Linked DNA regions of Homo sapiens: region 2 is linked to region 1. Evidence: chromatin loops called from intact Hi-C (ENCODE). Cell type or tissue: IMR-90. All regions are shown on one strand. Each heading gives the region's core, and the rest is flanking DNA. Links, peaks and the distances in the headings are about the cores only. Region 1 overlaps ROR2 (receptor tyrosine kinase like orphan receptor 2). Region 2 overlaps SPTLC1 (serine palmitoyltransferase long chain base subunit 1).

Region 1 (8,367 bases), core at 2,427-4,926:
GTATCGAATCATGCTTCTCCAGGCCCTCCTTCATCATGTCTGCTTCCTTACCCCTCCCTAGTTCCTGTTTTCTCACACATAGTTACATTTCTTCTCTGATGTATAAACCCCAAATTTTAGTCCATTGGGGAGATGGATTTGAGACTGAGTTCTCATCTCCTTGGCTGCAGCACCTGATTAAAGCCGATTAAAATCCTTTTCCTTGGCACTGCTTGTTGTTTCAGTGATTGGCTTTCTGTTTGGGGAGCAGGAGGACCTAGACCGAATCCCGGTGTTTTCATAACACCCCCATCATGACCTCATCTAATCCTAATTACCTTCCAAAGGCCTCACCTGCAAATATCATCACATTGAGGGATAGAGCTTCAACTTATGGGTTTGGGGGGCACCACTGCTCAGTCCATAACAATCAACTGCCAGAACAGCCACTTTATTTCTGTCCAATCTACAGAGTGGCTCTGCACAGCTTCCTCATGGAGGTCAGTTGTTTAAAACCAAGAGCAGGTGGAGCTCTGCCCAGCATGCAGGGTGGCAGTGAGGCTGGTGCCTGGTGCTTGGAGGCTTAAGAGGATTCCATCCTCTGTAGGATGTTAAATGTAGTAAACGCATGCTCTGAAAGCTTGTTTAGTACACTGGCCTTGGGGACCACATTTCCTTAGGAAGAAAAATAGTTTTTGTTGGTTAGATTCTCAACTTCTTTCTCAAAAGCCTGACTTAACCCACAGTGCAGACAGACCACAGATACTTACTGATTGTCCCCATAGCTGGCTCTGCGCAAGATCCTAGGACGTGTTGGCTGAACTGTGCTCTCTGCTGTGTGGATTTTACAGGTCTGGGGAAAGGCAAGCTGTCAGGTCATGATAAAATTCTGAGTTGTGGCCAAGTGGCCTAAAGGAAGAGATCAGGTTTTGGGAGGGTAGAAGAGGAACACATCTCTTGATCTGGGCACAGATGGTTGTGCTGAGATCTGAAGAGTGGACACTGGCCAAGTGAAAACGAGAGGGAAGTGTGTGCGAAGCCCAGTGGGGGCCCTGGGTCAAGCGGGACTTGGTGTCATGGTGGTACCGCAGGGGAGATGCCTGGCTTATGGGCTGGGGCAAGGTGGAGGTCAGAGTCAGCCGGGGTTGAACCCATGAATCTCAATAGGGCAGCTGGAAGGCTCTTGAAATTCAAGTCAGTTAGAATAAATAAAATTACGATTTCAGTTCCTTGGTTGTACTAGCTACATTTCAGTTTGGCAAGAGGCTCCCACAATGGGTAGCACAAATCTAAAACGTTCCAGTATCACGGAAAGTTCATGGGGCAGCCCTGGGCTACGCCCTGCACAGCACTTTAGGTCCTGGAATTTGTGTTTGATTGTCGGTTGTTGAGGGCGTCTGGTGTCGGGGGTGGTGCAGTTTGATTTACTCTGTGAAAAAATCACACGGCAGCTGTGAAGCACGGTTTGAGGAGAAGCAGAGGATGCAGTTGAGGGGGAGGGGGCGAGTGATGAGAAGCAGACAGGCCATATTAACGGCCGAGAATCCAACTTGAGTCATTCCATAGACTCTGATATTTCCTTGGGAAAATGTATTGCAGTCCTTTGTTTCAGATGCGCTGCAAACCTCTCACCCGGGGGCTTCCTTGTGGGCCTGGGGCGGGGCTGTGCCAAGGCTTCTGGAGCAGAGGGCTGCAGGGGCCCTGGGACTGCATGTGGGATGGGAGCTGTTCTTTAAGTGGAGTGATCACAAATAACCCTGCGAGGCAGAAACAGCTGCATATTCATGATGCACTTAGGAAGATGCATTTGCTTATCAAGGTGAAAAAATGACCATCAGATGAAATTTGACAGAAAATTTTATTCCCTGGATGCTGCAAGCTCCTGGCATTTATAAGTCAAATTCAGTGCTCTAAGGTAGGATTCTCTCAGTTCCATTTCTGGGAGTGGAGCAACTTCTCAAGCGTAGAATAGAATGCTTTCTACCGTGCTTTTTGTTTGTTGGGATTTGATAATCTCTTGACTTTTTTGTTGTTGTTGTTAACCCACAAGTGAATGGTTTAAAAACCATGTGTGTTCAGTGCGTTCCCATGACCGAAAGGAGTTGATTGATTACAGAGTTTGGAAGTTTGCCTCGGACCTGTCCAGAGCACAGAAACACGGACGCTAAAGGTGGCCCGTCAAGTGGGCACATCTGTACATACATGCATGTTTATGAAAGGGTAGTACAAAAAGAAAGCAAAGAACCACAGAAGGCCGGGCTGCCTTTCTTTGCAGTAGCAGGATAGAGTAGTATAGTATCACAGTTCTGAGCCTGGGTTTGCAAGAGGATGGGCCTGGATAAATGGTGGCTTCACCCTTCCCCCTGGGGTCAGGGCCTTGGGCATGGCACTGCTCTCAGCACAGTTTCAAGATGGGAGCACCCCCAGCATAGGCGGGATGAAAGGGCTTGCTCAGTTCACTGCAAGCACCTAGAAACAGTAGCTGATGCTGGCGCCATTTGTTAGCATCACCATCGTGATGATTGGTGGATCATCAGCACTCTTAGCGGGACAGGATCTGTAGTGAACTGCCCCCCAGAAGTCTCAGGGTAGGGGCCCCAATCTTTCCCTTGCTCATGAATTATCTGGTCCTGTAGTGTGATTTTACTTCCTTTTGAGTTCTTGCTCCTGCACAAATGGAGACTCACTCCACCCGTCCTTCTACTCCTGGCCCCTTCCTTATATGATTAGTAATAGAAGGAGTCGGCCTGGCAAAGCCAGACTCATTCTTCCTGCACGTTTTTGCTCATAGAGCTTCTGGGAATGTCACGCTTGGCCACATTTGGCCTAATCACATGTATAATCATAGCTGAATGTACTATATTAGCTATTTATTTAACCCAATCATCAGTCATGATGTATAAACATCTGCAAAATCACTGGCAGGTGACATTGGCCTGTGGACCAGTTCATCAGTGATATGACAGCTTTACCTTTGGCCAAGCAAAAGCGAATCTAAGAATTAGCTGGAAAATGTGTTTTTGTTCAGATGTCCTGGGTCAGTATTTGGCATGAAGCTTATATTTGGTAGATGGTATCGAGAGAGAGAGAGAGAAGAGAGAGAGGAGAGAGAGAGAGAGACAGAGAGAGAGATTCTCAGAGCAAAAAGCCTATATAGAGAAAATGAGCACTAAGGATGTTGTGATTTACAGATGAAAAGTTTGCCTTCAGTTTTCATATGCCAAAGTACTGTCATTGTTTAAGACTGCAGGCGACTGTAGGACTTGGTTATAACCGGGTTAACATGTGAGTGAATATTTAACAGAGCTTTGTCTTCGTTGTTACATTAGACGTCCAGGAGACATACACACATACATGCTTTAGAATTATCATTCTGTTACTTACAGAGGCTTATATCTGACCTAGAAACCACATGCTCTTTCGTTCCAAGACTGTGTTTTAAATGCACATGGAATACAGCTTGTGTTTTGAAAGATCAGTACTTTGGAATGTTTGTGGGAAGTGGATAATTTCTGAAGGCTGGGGCGGGGTGATGTGGGCTCGCCCGTCTGCTGGCCTCCTGTTCTGGCTCAGCCAAAATAGACCCGGCGAGCTGTGTCTCTCGACTTCAGAGAAGAGCTGCTCCTCGTCCACACTGCAGCCAGCAGGGGGATTCCTGACTTTGCCCATATGAGGTTGTGTTGCAATTATAGGTGATCTCAAGTGGATTCTAAATAACAGGGTAGTGAAACCAGTGCCTGGGTTACTAGGCTGTTCCCTGCTATTTGTGCCATGTCAGGCTGTGGTGCTGAACTAAAATTTCCTTGGAAAGAGAAAACAAAGCAGTCAGCAGAGCTCCCTGAGCTGACATGGAGACCATGCCTATTGGTCTCTGTTTACCAAGCATCAGTTTCCCAGTTCATGTAGGTCATATCGGCCGAATTATTGTGTGTGCTTCTGGTTTATTCTGGAACTCCTGGCATGCGTGCCTGTGTGTACGTATGATAGTTTGTTAGGTTTAACATAGAGTGAGGGTCTCCAAGGCTAAAAGGGTACAAATGAAAATGGGATCATCCCTGCAAACATAGTCAGCATAAAGTCTGTCAGGCTTGTTATTCACAACTTGGGCTCAGCATCAGGATGTGCCATGCAACTCTGCTAGGTGTGTCTCCTCTGGCCAGGGACCCCACAGAAAGTTACTTTTCAGGCTCCAGTTTCTGAATCTACAGACTGGGCATGATGAATGTTAGTTGTTCTGAGCGTGCACAGAGATGGCAGTTGTGTGTCAGCTGCTGGGTGCACGCCTGGTTCCAGGAGGCAATAACGTTGTTGTGCCTGGGCTTGTTGTTTCCTTAGAATACGGAAGACACTCCCTGGAGTGGGTGTGCTCCAGGTGCCCAGACCAGAATGTGAGAGGCACCCTGCCCCCGCCCATACCGAGTGAGGCTGGGGTGGGCCCCCGTGCTGACCGCCAGCAGGCGAGCCAGGGTAAAGATTATGAGGAATGTCCTCCTGCCAGGTGATTGTAGCCTGTCCTCAGAATTCTTTTCATCTTGAGAACATAAAGATTGAACACAGAGGTGACGCTTAGGTTTACCAGATACCCACAAGGGGTACTCAGGCACAAATAAGGATGCACAGGGGAGCGTGGTGCAGTCCCCAGGGCCACCATGAGGGCATCCCCCTGCAGCAGACTGCTCTGTTATTCCTTAATAATTTCCCTGCAAAGAGAGAAAGTACAGGGTCTAGACACATAGAACAATAAAGAGAAAATAACGTGAAGAGTACGGTGCAGCAGAAATGCACATGGAACTGCTGGTGGTCTGGATGTCCAAGGCGGTACTCGGATGGGCACGGGGGGTTTCTGGGAGGATGTGGCCCCTGAACTGAGGCTTCTTGCATTCAGCAAGTATTTACCGAAGCCCACAGCATGCTGGGCGCTCAGAGTCTCTGAAAACGTCCCAGTATGAGGCGGCGTGGTCTCTGCCCCTCCGGGCTCTCTGAGTGTCTTTCTAAATGGGAGAAGCAAGTGTGGGAACCACAGGAGGACCTCAGATCATGAAGGTACTGGAGGGAGGCGGGGCCGGGACGGGAGTGAGCGGTGCTGGCTGTCACAGTTGGGGTGGTCGAGAGGCTGAGCCCCACTGAGAGAGGACGTAGGGGCAATGGCTGGCAAAGGCCCCACAGCTCAGGATGCTCCAGGCAGGAGGCGGGCGTGGGAGAGGAAGGGAACGTAGAGTCCCGCTCAGAGCAGCAAGGCTATGACACCCAGTCTCACGGTGGGCACGCAGGGTCAGACTCGGGTTTCATTCTGGCCACTTCAGCTGTTATGTAGCCAAGGGCAGGAGTGGGGGGTGGTGTCCCACATGCCCTGCGTGCTCAGGGAACCCCCAGGACAGCTCTGAAGGTGCTGATATGCTTAAGGGGCACAGGTAGGGAGAGGACCAGGCTGCCACCAAGGAGGCCAGGGTGGGCTCCATGCTCATTGTGGGGCATCTCAGCCCTGCGGGTGTCGGCTGGAGCTAGAAACTCCTTTTACGAGGACACGGGAGGCTTGCACTGAGCCCAGTGTCCAGTGTCCACATCCACATCCACCCTGGGCTGGGGATTGCTAGGGGTACATTTTGTGGGCGCAAAGAGAAGCTCCAGGATGACATGGGGAGGGAGCAGCTGTCGAGCACTAGGACTTGGTGGAGGGAAGCTTCCAGGCAGGTCATTCTTAGGTTCCAAGTCAGCAGCCAGTTCAGCCCCTGCCAGTCTTGTCTGCCTCCGCCCGGCCCACAGCCACGCAATCCCAAGCAAACCTTTCCCTAAGACGTTTTCTAACATCCATTGGACAAAACAAACATGAGATGTCCAGGTTGTGAGCGTTGCACCACTCTGGAGGCTGAAGGCCATGTTCGAGGCACCTTTGATCCAAGTAGGGGACCCTTTATCCTCCTATTGGCTGTGAGTCTGCAATGCCTATTGGGTTGTCTGGATCTGGAGCCACTGAATGGTCTTGGAAGAAAACTCTACCCCACAAATAGGAGGTTTCAAAGTGTGCACCGTTGGTTATTCGGGGCAGAGTTTGGGCCGGGCACCTGAGACTGTCTGGACTGTCTGGAGACCCACAGCGGCTTCCTGCCATCGATGAGGCTGATTTCTGCCTCCGAACCTTCCCTGCAGTCCTCGATCAGCCCCTGTCTTTCTCCCAGGGGTAGCGTTCTGACAACCTGCGCCCAGCGGGGTGGCGTCCCTATGGTGGGCGGCCGTTTCCCTCATCTGACTGGTATTGTCAGTGGCTATTGTTCTTCCTCCTGCGGGTGACACACACGGACAGCAGTGATTCTTCCTGAGCTTGCTGGATTTGAGACCATACTGCAAAGGGCTGTGCCACCACCTGTCTGTCTCTGTCTGTCCCCAGGGTGTGCACACACCCATGTCTCTGTCTCTTTGGGTGGGTGTGGATGTCACCTGTGTGTAGGTCTTAACTTTAGTTTCTTGGGCTGTCTCCTTCCTTCTACAGCCGTTCTTCTTTCTTCTTCAATTCCTCTACCCTAGCAAAGGATGAGGACCTTTGTCATAGCAAAGGACTTCAAGACGAGGTGCCTTAAGACATCAGAATGTTTTCTCTCAGCTCTGGAGACCGGAAGTCTGAAATCAAGGTTTGTTGGCAGAGTCGGTTCCTTCTGAAGGCTCTGGGGACAGTCTGTGCCATGCTTCGGTCTGAGCTCCAGGCATTGCTGGCAACCCTTGGTGCCCATGGTGCTCTGTGGCTGTGGCGGCATCACTCCATCTCTGCTCTTTCTTCCCTCTAGGTCCGTGTCTGAAATTCCCTCTTCCTGTAAGGACAGTGTTGTTGGATTAGGGCCCTCTCTAATCAAGTAGGACTCCTCTTAACTTCGTTACATCTGCAGTGACCCTGTTTCCAAATAAAGTTACACTCACGGGTTGCGGGGATGAGGACTTCAGCATGAGTGGCTGGGGGACACGGGTCACCCCACCATACTCTCAGTTTCTTCAAAGGTACAAACACTCTTAGGTGGTTTTCTTCATCTCGCAAGTCCCCATGCTTCTAGTTTTCCCCGTTTTATCTGACTCCCATCCTTCCTGACACTGCCCCTGGTTTTCTGCAGCTGGCTGCATGCACCACTCAACAGCTCAGTGGGAAAGCCCGAGTGGAGTGGCCACTGTTCCACACCCGCAACGGATTTATTAACCTGGAAGTATCTTCCCTTGGGAGGAGCAGCTTTATGTCCTTCCTGCAGCTCTCAGGATTTCCATTCCATGTGCCCTTCCAGGAAATTTGTTTTATTTCCCGCTAATCAAAGCGCCATGACCTCATGATCTCTAATATGTAAAGTTTTCTTGATCTTCCTGGACTGATCAGTGTGACCTGGTAAAAGCAGATCCTCAATGCCTAAGTAATTTGACCAAGTTGGTGAATACTTGGATGATTGGCTGGATTTAAAAATCGTAAGTCGGCTGGACATGGTGGCTCACACCTGTAATCCCAGCACTTTGGGAGGCTGAGGCGGGTGGATCACGAGGTCAGGAGATCAAGACCATCATGGCCAACATAGTGAAACCCCGTCTCTATTAAAAACACAAAAATTAGCTGGGCGTGGTGGTGCATGCCTATAATCCCAGCTACTCGGGAGGCTGAGGCAGGAGAATTGTTTGAACCAGGGAGTTGAAGGTTGTGGTGAGCCGAGATCACGCCACTGCACTCCAGTCTGGCGACAGAGCGAGCCTCCGCCTCAAAAAAAAAAAAACCGTAAGTCATTGATCTGACTCTGACTGTGAGACAGAGCAGTGAGGGGATTCCTCTGTTACTTTGCCTTTGGGTTGTTTTGATGCTTGGACTCAGCTCCCTGTCCAGAGATTTGCAGTGCACAGAGAGCTGACGTGGGCACTGGGGAGATGAGCCTGTACCATCAGTTGCTAAAGTTGTGCCACTGTTAAGTTAGAAAGGGGAAGTTTTTTGGTTCAATTAAAAGGGAAGACTTCTGTTCTGTGTAACGCTATGGAGTGTGAGTGCTGCCCAAATCCAAGTGAGCCGAAACCTCAGTCAGCCATGCCTGGCTCCTTTTGGCCTGGCAAATTGTTTCTGGAGAGGTTTAGGGCAGCTACAAAGGAATGTTTTTGTGAGTTGGAGGAGAGCTTAGAAAATGGTTAATACAAACCCCGTATTTTGCACATAAAGGAAATGAAGCCAAGAGAGGCTAAATGACTGGCTATAAATTAAACACCAATGGAGAAAGAAATATTGTGCTTAATCTCTAGAGAGCTTTCTTTCCCGCTTTCATGTTTGGCCCCTAGAGAATCGATGACGTTGAAAATGGTGGACCAGACTCATTTGGCAGCCCTCCCACATAAATTACATATGAGTGCTCAATAAAATACTAGTAAAAGATGCAAATGCTT
Region 2 (8,367 bases), core at 3,335-5,834, 330 kb before region 1:
CTGAATTTTGATGTTCTACTTAACAACCTCATGTTCTTACGCATGTTGCCCTGCTGGAGGCGTCCTTCTCTTTGGGAAGCCTGACCCACCAACAGTGCCTCAGGAGATAGACATGGAAGCTTAGCCGGTGGGGGCCCCTCATCTCTCTCCCACCTCAGTTGCAGGGGAGGGGTCGGTTGCAGCTGCAGCGGTGGCCCCGACAGTTTTCTTTTGCGGGACCTGTGGCCGGCAGCTCTGGGTGGAGAAGACCTACTTGATCCAAGAGCTGCAGGATCCTTGGGCTGCATGTCCTCCCCCACCATCAGCAAGCCTGGAGAGCTGGGCAGGTGGTCTTTACCCAGCACCTTCAAGGCCGCCTTCTCTGGCCACAGGGAGCAGCCCGGAACTGGGGCAGGGAGCACTGTTGGAAGTGGGTCAGGCTTCCCAAAGGGAAGGATGCCTCCAACAGGGCTGTGTGAACTGGCGACTCCATGGCCCTTGGAGTAGAAACTCACTGCATGCACCTGGGCCTTGTCAGTCTGGTTGTTTTCTGTCAAGCTCTTGAGGTGGACATTTCCCTCCAAGGGCCTGGGATTGTACCAGGAGGAAGTGAGGTTTCCCTGAGTCTCCAGGGGCCTAGAGGTGGAAGCTGCTTCCCCATTGCTACAGGGGCCCCTTTTATTGTCCTCCTGCCCCTGGGTCTCTACCTGGTCTTTCACCTCCGTTGCTTCTTTGGGCTCTTCTGCCCTCACCTCCATCTTCGGGAGCCTGGCTGGGATCACCTGCTCATCTAATGAAGGAAGTTGAAGGTTAAACTTGCCTCTGAGACAAGAGATCCTCACGGGGCTGAGGTGTCCAAACATCCTGGAGTTGCGAGCAGACAGCACGGGTTTCTTCCTTGAGGGGGGGGCTCCAGACCACAGGAGGCAGGACCCTCTGTGGGGTGCCCGTGTTCCGAGGGATAAGACACAGCCTCACAGGGGCGCCATCCCACCTGACTGGAAAAGAAGGCCCAAGATGTCGCTGACGGTTGAAGAGGAGTGGGAAACGGCCCCAGATTCCCGGGGCAGGCACAGGTGCAGGAGCCGCGGGGTGAGCCCGGCCAGCTGGGAAGGCCTCACGGACAAGACGAGCAGGTTGCCGGTGGCGTGGCCAGGACCTGCGGTGGAACCAGGAACAAAATATGCTTAGTGAGTTGCCCATTTTGAGCGAGTTGTGCACAGACGAAACTAAGGGTCAGAAGCGGAGAGGATACTCCGAAGTCACCCACTTCTCTGTGGCCGGGTGCACACTGGGCATCTGGGAGTTTATGACATCACTATGGGGCTGGTGACAGAGCCAGGGTGTGAAGGAGTGCTTAGGAGCCCAGCGAGGGTGCCTACAAGAGGAGTCAAAGGGCAAAGGGTGAGACCCTTCCACCAGTCCCCCTGGACTCTAGCCTCAGGGACGTCCTGCTCCTGGGGGCAGGTGTGTGGCCCTGGATGGGCCCCCCTGTGGGGCTGTTGGGGGTGCGGGGCTGATCCGCCAGAGCCATGGCGCCTGGCCCAGGTGCTGGCTGGCACCCAGTGGCCCTGTCTTGGACGGCCCTGTCCCCCGGGTTACAGGGCCAGAACCTGGAAGCAGAGCACAGGACCAGCCAGATCCTGCCAGGCTCCCCCGGGGCCTTTCCAGTGCCTCTGTGCCGCCTGGAGCAAGGCCCGCCTTCTCCATGGCTGCCGTGGCCTCAAGGGCCACCAGCCTTGCTTCGCAGGTTTCCAAAGAGAGGACGCGGTGCCCTGACCTGACTGGATGCGCCTCTTACCACATGCCTCCCTGGCAGGCAGGGTCTCCGCTTTTTACAAATTTGCCTGAGACCATTCCTCAGGTCATTCAGGTGGTCATGGCCCAGCCAGGCTTTGAACCTGGGCTGTGCGATTCCACAGCTGGCGTTCTGGCCTGTGTGCCTCATGATCATGGATACAGCATCTATTCTTATTTTTTCCTGTAGTTCTGGGGTACTTAGCACCGTGGCATATCTGTAATAAGCACGTGCACACCTCGAAGGAGGTCTTCACTTCAGCATAGAAGTTGACCATGGCATGCTCTGGGCTCCAGTCTTCTACAAAGATGTAGGGCAGGAACTACCAGTTGTCAGCACAGCACCATCCCACATTGCTCTTCTAATGGAGCCTTTCACCCCAGATGTTCTTTCTCGTCTGATGGGAAGGATCCACGTATGTAAAGATTATGTTCTAGATCAGCTTTGGTCTGTCCTAAAAGAAATTTGCCAGTGGATTATTCCATATGGATAAAAGTCAGTTTCTCTGGTCTTCCTGGAATGTGTCTAGAAAGCAAATACATTATTTACGAGTTCATAGTAGATCAATATATTGGATTAAAATATGACAAACATAATTTGGTCATTGTGAGCATGCCAGCTCGGTCAACTATTCACCACACATGATGCCCTAAATATAACTCTAGGTTTTCTTATGCCCAAGAGAGGGACATACTCTTGGGTGTCTGGACTAGGGAAACATGTATGAAAAACCATTTGGCCACTCTACATCTTGTTATTGGAGAATCAAAACTATCTATATTCAAAGATATTATTAAAAGGTAAGAAGTTAACTTCTGTCATTTTGTTAATTGTTTTCTGGTTGTTTTGTAGATCTTTTGTTTCTTTTTTTATTGTTTGCTTTATGGTTTGGTGAGTTTCTGTACTGATAAGCTTTGATTCCTTTATTTCATTGACATATCTGGTGTAATTTTTTTCTCTGGTTACTCTGGAGCTTACATTTAAAAATGTATAGTTATGATAGACTATTTAAAGCTGATAAAAATTTTGATCACACACGAACCTGCTATACTACCCCCACATCCCTTGTCAGTGCACAAAATTTGTACTTTTTTGCCTTAATTTATATTGTTCTGTATTGGGTGTTTATTAATAACTCATTGTAGATATAAATATTTTTGACTATTTTGATGTTCAGCTTTCTCAAGGGTGATTTGAAAGATTCTAAAGCATTAATTTCAGTAATGTAGAATTCTCAGTTTGAATATGAATTTACTTTTAACAGTTAGGTGGATAGTGTCCTGTTTTTGCATTAGTATTCTTTCACTTGCGATTGAAGCACTTGTTAAGCATTTCTTGTCAGGCTGGTCTTATGGTGATGAATTCCATAAGCATTTGCTTGTCTGGGAAAGACTTTATTTCTTTAATTTCTGATGGGTAGCTGTGCTCAGTACAGTACTCTTTGCTGACTGATTTCTCATTAGCACTTTGAATATATCATCCTCATCTTTCCTAGCCTTCAAGGTTTCTGCTGTGAAAACTGATAGTCTAATGGAGACTTGCTTATTTGTGATCTGATGCTTCTTTCTTGCTAATTTTAGAAGTTTTTCTTTGTGTTTGACTTTTGACAAATTGATTATAATGTGCCTTAGAAAAGGCCTTTTTGGGTTGAATATGTCCCTTTAAGCTTCACGGAACTGGATGTCCGTATCTCTCCCAAGAATTGGGAGATTTTCAGCTATTGTTTTGTTAAATAAGTTTTCTGTGTCTTTGTCTCTTTTCTCTGTTTCTCTTCTATATTTTCAAAATCTGTTATCTTAGTATCATGGCACAAGTCTCATAGACTTTCTTTGATTCTTTTTACTCTTTTTTTCTCCTTTTTTCCCTCAGTCTGGGTTATTTCAGAAGTCCTGTCTGCAAGTTCAGAAATTCTTTTGTTTGATCTAGTGTGCCATTGAAGCTGTCAGTGGTACTTTTTAATTTAATTCATTCAATTCTTCATTCCTAAGGTTTCTGTTGGTTTGTTTTCTTTTTTCTTTTCTCTTTTTTTTTTTTTTTTTTTTTGAGACGGAGTCTTGCTCTGTCGCCCAGGCTGGAGTGCAGTGGCACGATCTCGGCTCACTGCAAGCTCCGCCTCCCAGGTTCACGCCATTCTCCTGCCTCAGCCTCCGGAGTAGCTGGGACTACAGGCACCCGCCACCACGCCCGGCTAATTGTTTGTATTTTTAGTAGAGACAGGGTTTCATCCTGTTAGCCAGGATGGTCTAGATCTCCTGACCTCGTGATCCGCCCACCTCGGCCTTCCAAAGTGCTGGGATTACAGGTGTGAGCCACCACGCCTGGCCTGTTTGTTTTCTTTAATGGTATCTATGTCTTTGTTGAATTTCTCATTCAGGCTATGGCTTGTTTTTTTTTATTATTCGATTAAGTTTTCTCTCTGTATTCTTTTGTATCTCATTGAATTTTCTTAAGATCAATATTTCAAATTCCTTTTAAGGCAATTTGAAAATTTCCATTTATTTAGGGTAACTTTGTGAAGAATTATTGTGCAACTTTGGTGGTGTCAAGTTTCATTGCATTTTCATGCTTTTTATCTCCTATGTTTATATTTATGAGACTGTTGACACGGTCACCTGTTCTAATTGTATAGAGTGGCTTATGTAGAGAAAGATTTTCACCTGGAGATGTGTCTTAGGGTGTCAGTTGGATGGGCTGCATCTGCTTTAGTTCTAGGAGGACACAGTAGTGTAATATCTGTGCTTTTCTCTTGCCTGTTTTTTTTTTTTTTCTTTTGCTAGTATCCATTTTGGTGATACCTGTGAGTGTCTTGGTGACCTAGGCTGTAGGAGCATGTGCAGTTTGTTTTTCTGCTCAGGACTGGGGGCTGGGGGAGAAGGCGGCGGTGTCAGGAAGCTGCATGCCTATCTAGTGACTGTGTTACTGAGTCACAGGGGTTGGTACACCAGTTTGAGATGGGACTCCCCTGGAAACACTCGCCTAGCTGTGGATTACTGGGGCTGGTCTGCAGGTTTGAGATGGGGATCACCTAGAAACACCAGGGCCAGTTGGTGAGCGCACTGATGGCACAATAAATCAGTAATCGGTCCACAGTTAGAGTGTTGCAGTCACTAGGATGTGGAAGGCAAACCTCTTTGAGAGTTTGTTTCTAGGATATAGACAGCAGTAGCTGCTTTCCTGGAGAAGGCTGTTGTAATGACAGGGTAGCCCCTGGGATGGAAGGAGGCAGTGACCACTAGTTCATGGAACAGAATATACTCAGCTATGGCTTGGCTTTCTAGATGGTGCTATATGTGGGCTCCTTCTCTGGGGCAGTATAGCCCTGTGGGCATCAAGCAGCTTCCTAAACTAGGCTGCTAGAGATGGGGTTTCACCATGTTGGTCAGGCTGGTCTCAAACTCCTGACCTCTGGTGATCTGCCCGCCTCGGCCTCCCAAAGTGCTGGGATCACAGGCGTGAGCCCCCATACCTGACCTACCTTTTTTTTTTTTTTGTTAAGAAACTTGCTTATGTTGTTCTTTATTTTCTTCTTGACTTTTTTTTCCCCAGGTTTCCTTACAGTCATGCGTCACTTAATGACGTAGATACGTTCTGAGAAATGTGTTAGGCAATTCCATTGTCATGCAAACATCATAGAGTGGACTTACACAGACCTAGATGTGTAGTGTGTACCTATAACCTGGTACGCACCTAGACTATATGGTATAGCCTATTGCTCCTAGGTCACAAACTATACAGCATGTTACTCTACTGAATACTCTAGGCAGTTGTAGTAAAATGGTATTTGTGTATCTAAATATATTTAAGTATAGAGAAGGTACAATAGGGCCAGGCATGATGGCTCATGCCTGCAATCTCAGCACTTTGGGAGGCTGAGGTGGGCAGGTCACTTGAGCCCAGGAATTTGAGACCAGCCTGGGCAACATGACAAAACCCCTTCTCTACCAAAGAATCCAAAAAATTAGGTGGGTGTGGTAATATAGGCCTATAGTCCCAGCTACTTGGGAGGATGAGGTGGGAAGATGGCTTGAGCCTGGGAGGTGGAGGTTGCAGTGAAACAAGATTGTGCCACTGTGCTCCATCCTGGGCAACAGAGCCAGACCCTGTCTTAAAAAAAAAAAAAAAAAGTACAGTAAAAATACAGTATTTTACTCTTATAGGACCACTGTTGTATATGTGGTCCATTTTGTCAATTGAGATGTTAAATGGCACGCGACTGTATATCCATTAATTGTAGGCGATTTGAGACTGGCTCTCTGAAAACACATCTACACTCACTGTGCCCAGGCCTGGAATAGCTCCTGTCATGCCTTTGTGTGGATTAGGGGAAGGTACTCTTCCTCCAGCAAGTGCAGCAGCCTGGTGCAGACCTTGGGCTGTGGTGCCGATCCCTGGGTGCCCCTAACAGGACCCCAGCTCATGCAGCAACCTTGCTCTGCCCTTTCTTCTGGCAGAGTTCAGATATAGGATAATGTGTCCTTAGATAATTTAGTGGTTATATTTTTATGACTTCATTAGTATTATTCATTAGTTGGGCCAATGTTATGAGGCTATATTTTCTTTATTGGATACTTTTGTTTTCCCCAGAGTTAATCATTTTTGTTTGGTTACTTGATTGGTTCTACAGTGGTCTTTATGTTGTTTGCCTCTAGGAGCATAAAACTCCATTCAGAATGTTCACACGTTAGTTATCTATTAGATTCACTTTCTTTGTTCTTTCTCCTGCTCCACTCCTGACTGGTTGTTATATGCAGCTGCTACACAGGGTGGCCCTGGAGTGTCCCATCACCATTAGCTTGAGAATTTCCTTTCTCTGTTCTGCATTGGCTATTTCCTGTCTCTTGGTTTACAGTAGATTATAGATAGATTTCAGAGAAGGGTCATGGAAGGTGAATTTTTTTTTTTGAAACCTACACATCTTAAAATTTTTTATTTTTACCCTTTTGCACTGTACTGATTGTTTTATCAGTTTTATTGATCTGTTAGACACTTCCTCAATATCTGGTGATTGTTAACATCCCTTCTTTTTTTTCAATATGCACAATATTTTTATTGTCATCAAGAACATTATGTAAATTGTTTGCAGAAACTACAAGAAAATTGAAGGTTGTTTTGTTGATAGTGAAAGGCAATGGAAGGGCACTGTGGATCAATAAGGCTGAGGGGCGAGACAAAGAGGGCAAAAATCTTTACTGAGCTCTCGGGCGAGGTTCACTGGTCCGCAGGGGGAGGGCCAGGGAAGTCGCGCTGTGCCAAAGGTGCAGAGCGCTTTTATGGATGCTGGGTGAGGAGTGGGCGGGGTAGGGGCGGGATAGGTTGAGTTTCGTGCTTCTGAGTGTGACACGCCCTAGTGGGCATGCGCGTTGGTCCGGGTGGCGGGAACAGGAAAGGTGAACCCGGAAATGCTGAGTCAGGGTACCCGATGTGGCTGTCAGGATGGCGGGAATAAGCGAAAATGCCAAGTCAGGGTAGCCAAGATGGCTGCCGAGATGGCGGGAACCGGTGAATCCGGGAATGCTGAGTCAGGGTAGCCAAGATGGTTACCGATCGCCATCTTGGAGTCTTCACCGGAGTCCAATCAGATTACATTCAGTGTTACTTTTCTTCAATTTATGCAATACCTATTTACATTCAATACTGAGTTGACACAAGAGTAAGCGAATTAACTTAGATTTTTTTCCTTTAGACAGAAGCCTTATTGATATATAATCTATTTACCATAAAATTTACCATTTTGAAGTGTAAGGTTTTTTTCCTTTAAACAGCAGCTGTATTGATACGTAATCTATATACCATAAAATCTGTCATTTTGAAGTGTATAATTAAGTGGTTTTTAGCATATTCCCAGAGTTATACAACTATCACCACCATCTAATTCCAAAATATTTTTATCACCCCAAAAGAAATCCCAAAGCCATTAGCAGTTACTTCCCACTCCTTCCTCTGCCCAGGCCTTAGCAACCATTTATCTACTTTATGGACTTGCCTATTCTGGACATTTCACATTAAAAGGAATAAACAATACTTAGCCTTTGTTTCTGGGTTCTTTCACTTAACATAATGTTTTCAGGACTCATCCACATTGTAGCATGTATCCGTACTTCATTTTATCACCAAATAATATTTCAGTGTATGGATACACACATTTTGTTTATACATTAATCAGTTGATGCACAATTGGGTTTTTTCCCTCGTAAGAGTATATGAAAAAATAAAAAATAATAAAACTGCTATGAAATAATGTGTACACATTTTTGCATGGGCATAATGTTTTAATTTTTCTTGGATATATACCTAGGAGTAGGATTGCTGTGTCATGTGATAACTCTGTGTTTAACATTTTGAGGAACCCCCAAACTGTTTTCCAAAGTGGTTGCATCATTTTATATTCCCACTAGCTACATATGAGGTTTACAATTTCTTCACATCCTTAGCAATGCTTATTATTTTCTATTTTATTGTAGCCATCCTAGTAGGTGGGAAGTGGGATCTTATGGTTTTAATTTGCATTTCCCAGATAACTAATGATGTTGAGCACCTTTTCATCGGCTTATTGGCCATTTGTATATTTTCTTTGGAGAAATGTCTACTTT

What was found. Hi-C counts contacts between places; a loop is a spot of excess contacts. Peaks named below come from ENCODE experiments on the same cell type or tissue, not always from the same donor. Only the 100,000 strongest peaks of a DNase experiment are listed, where the experiment ranks them.
Region 2: a loop joins it to region 1, with 5 times the contacts of the local background. A loop is called at or near these places in 4 of 110 quality-filtered maps.

What each region holds. Positions count from the first base shown.
Region 1 is chr9:91,766,429-91,774,795 of GRCh38, reverse strand. The region is part of intron 2 of ROR2 (receptor tyrosine kinase like orphan receptor 2); the gene reads left to right. Among named protein-coding and RNA genes, the nearest start is that of MIR3910-2, 130 kb to the right of the region's middle. In IMR-90, for the core only: a CTCF peak has its summit at 3,620 (motif pointing right); a DNase peak (open chromatin) is centred at 3,505; H3K27ac peaks cover 732 bases.
Region 2 is chr9:92,097,015-92,105,381 of GRCh38, reverse strand. All of the region lies in intron 3 of SPTLC1 (serine palmitoyltransferase long chain base subunit 1), which reads left to right. It also overlaps the pseudogene LOC100420896. Among named protein-coding and RNA genes, the nearest start is that of SPTLC1, 14 kb to the left of the region's middle. RefSeq lists an enhancer at 1,618-2,118. In IMR-90, for the core only: no CTCF peak of the experiment used is centred there; a DNase peak (open chromatin) is centred at 4,681; H3K27ac peaks cover 461 bases.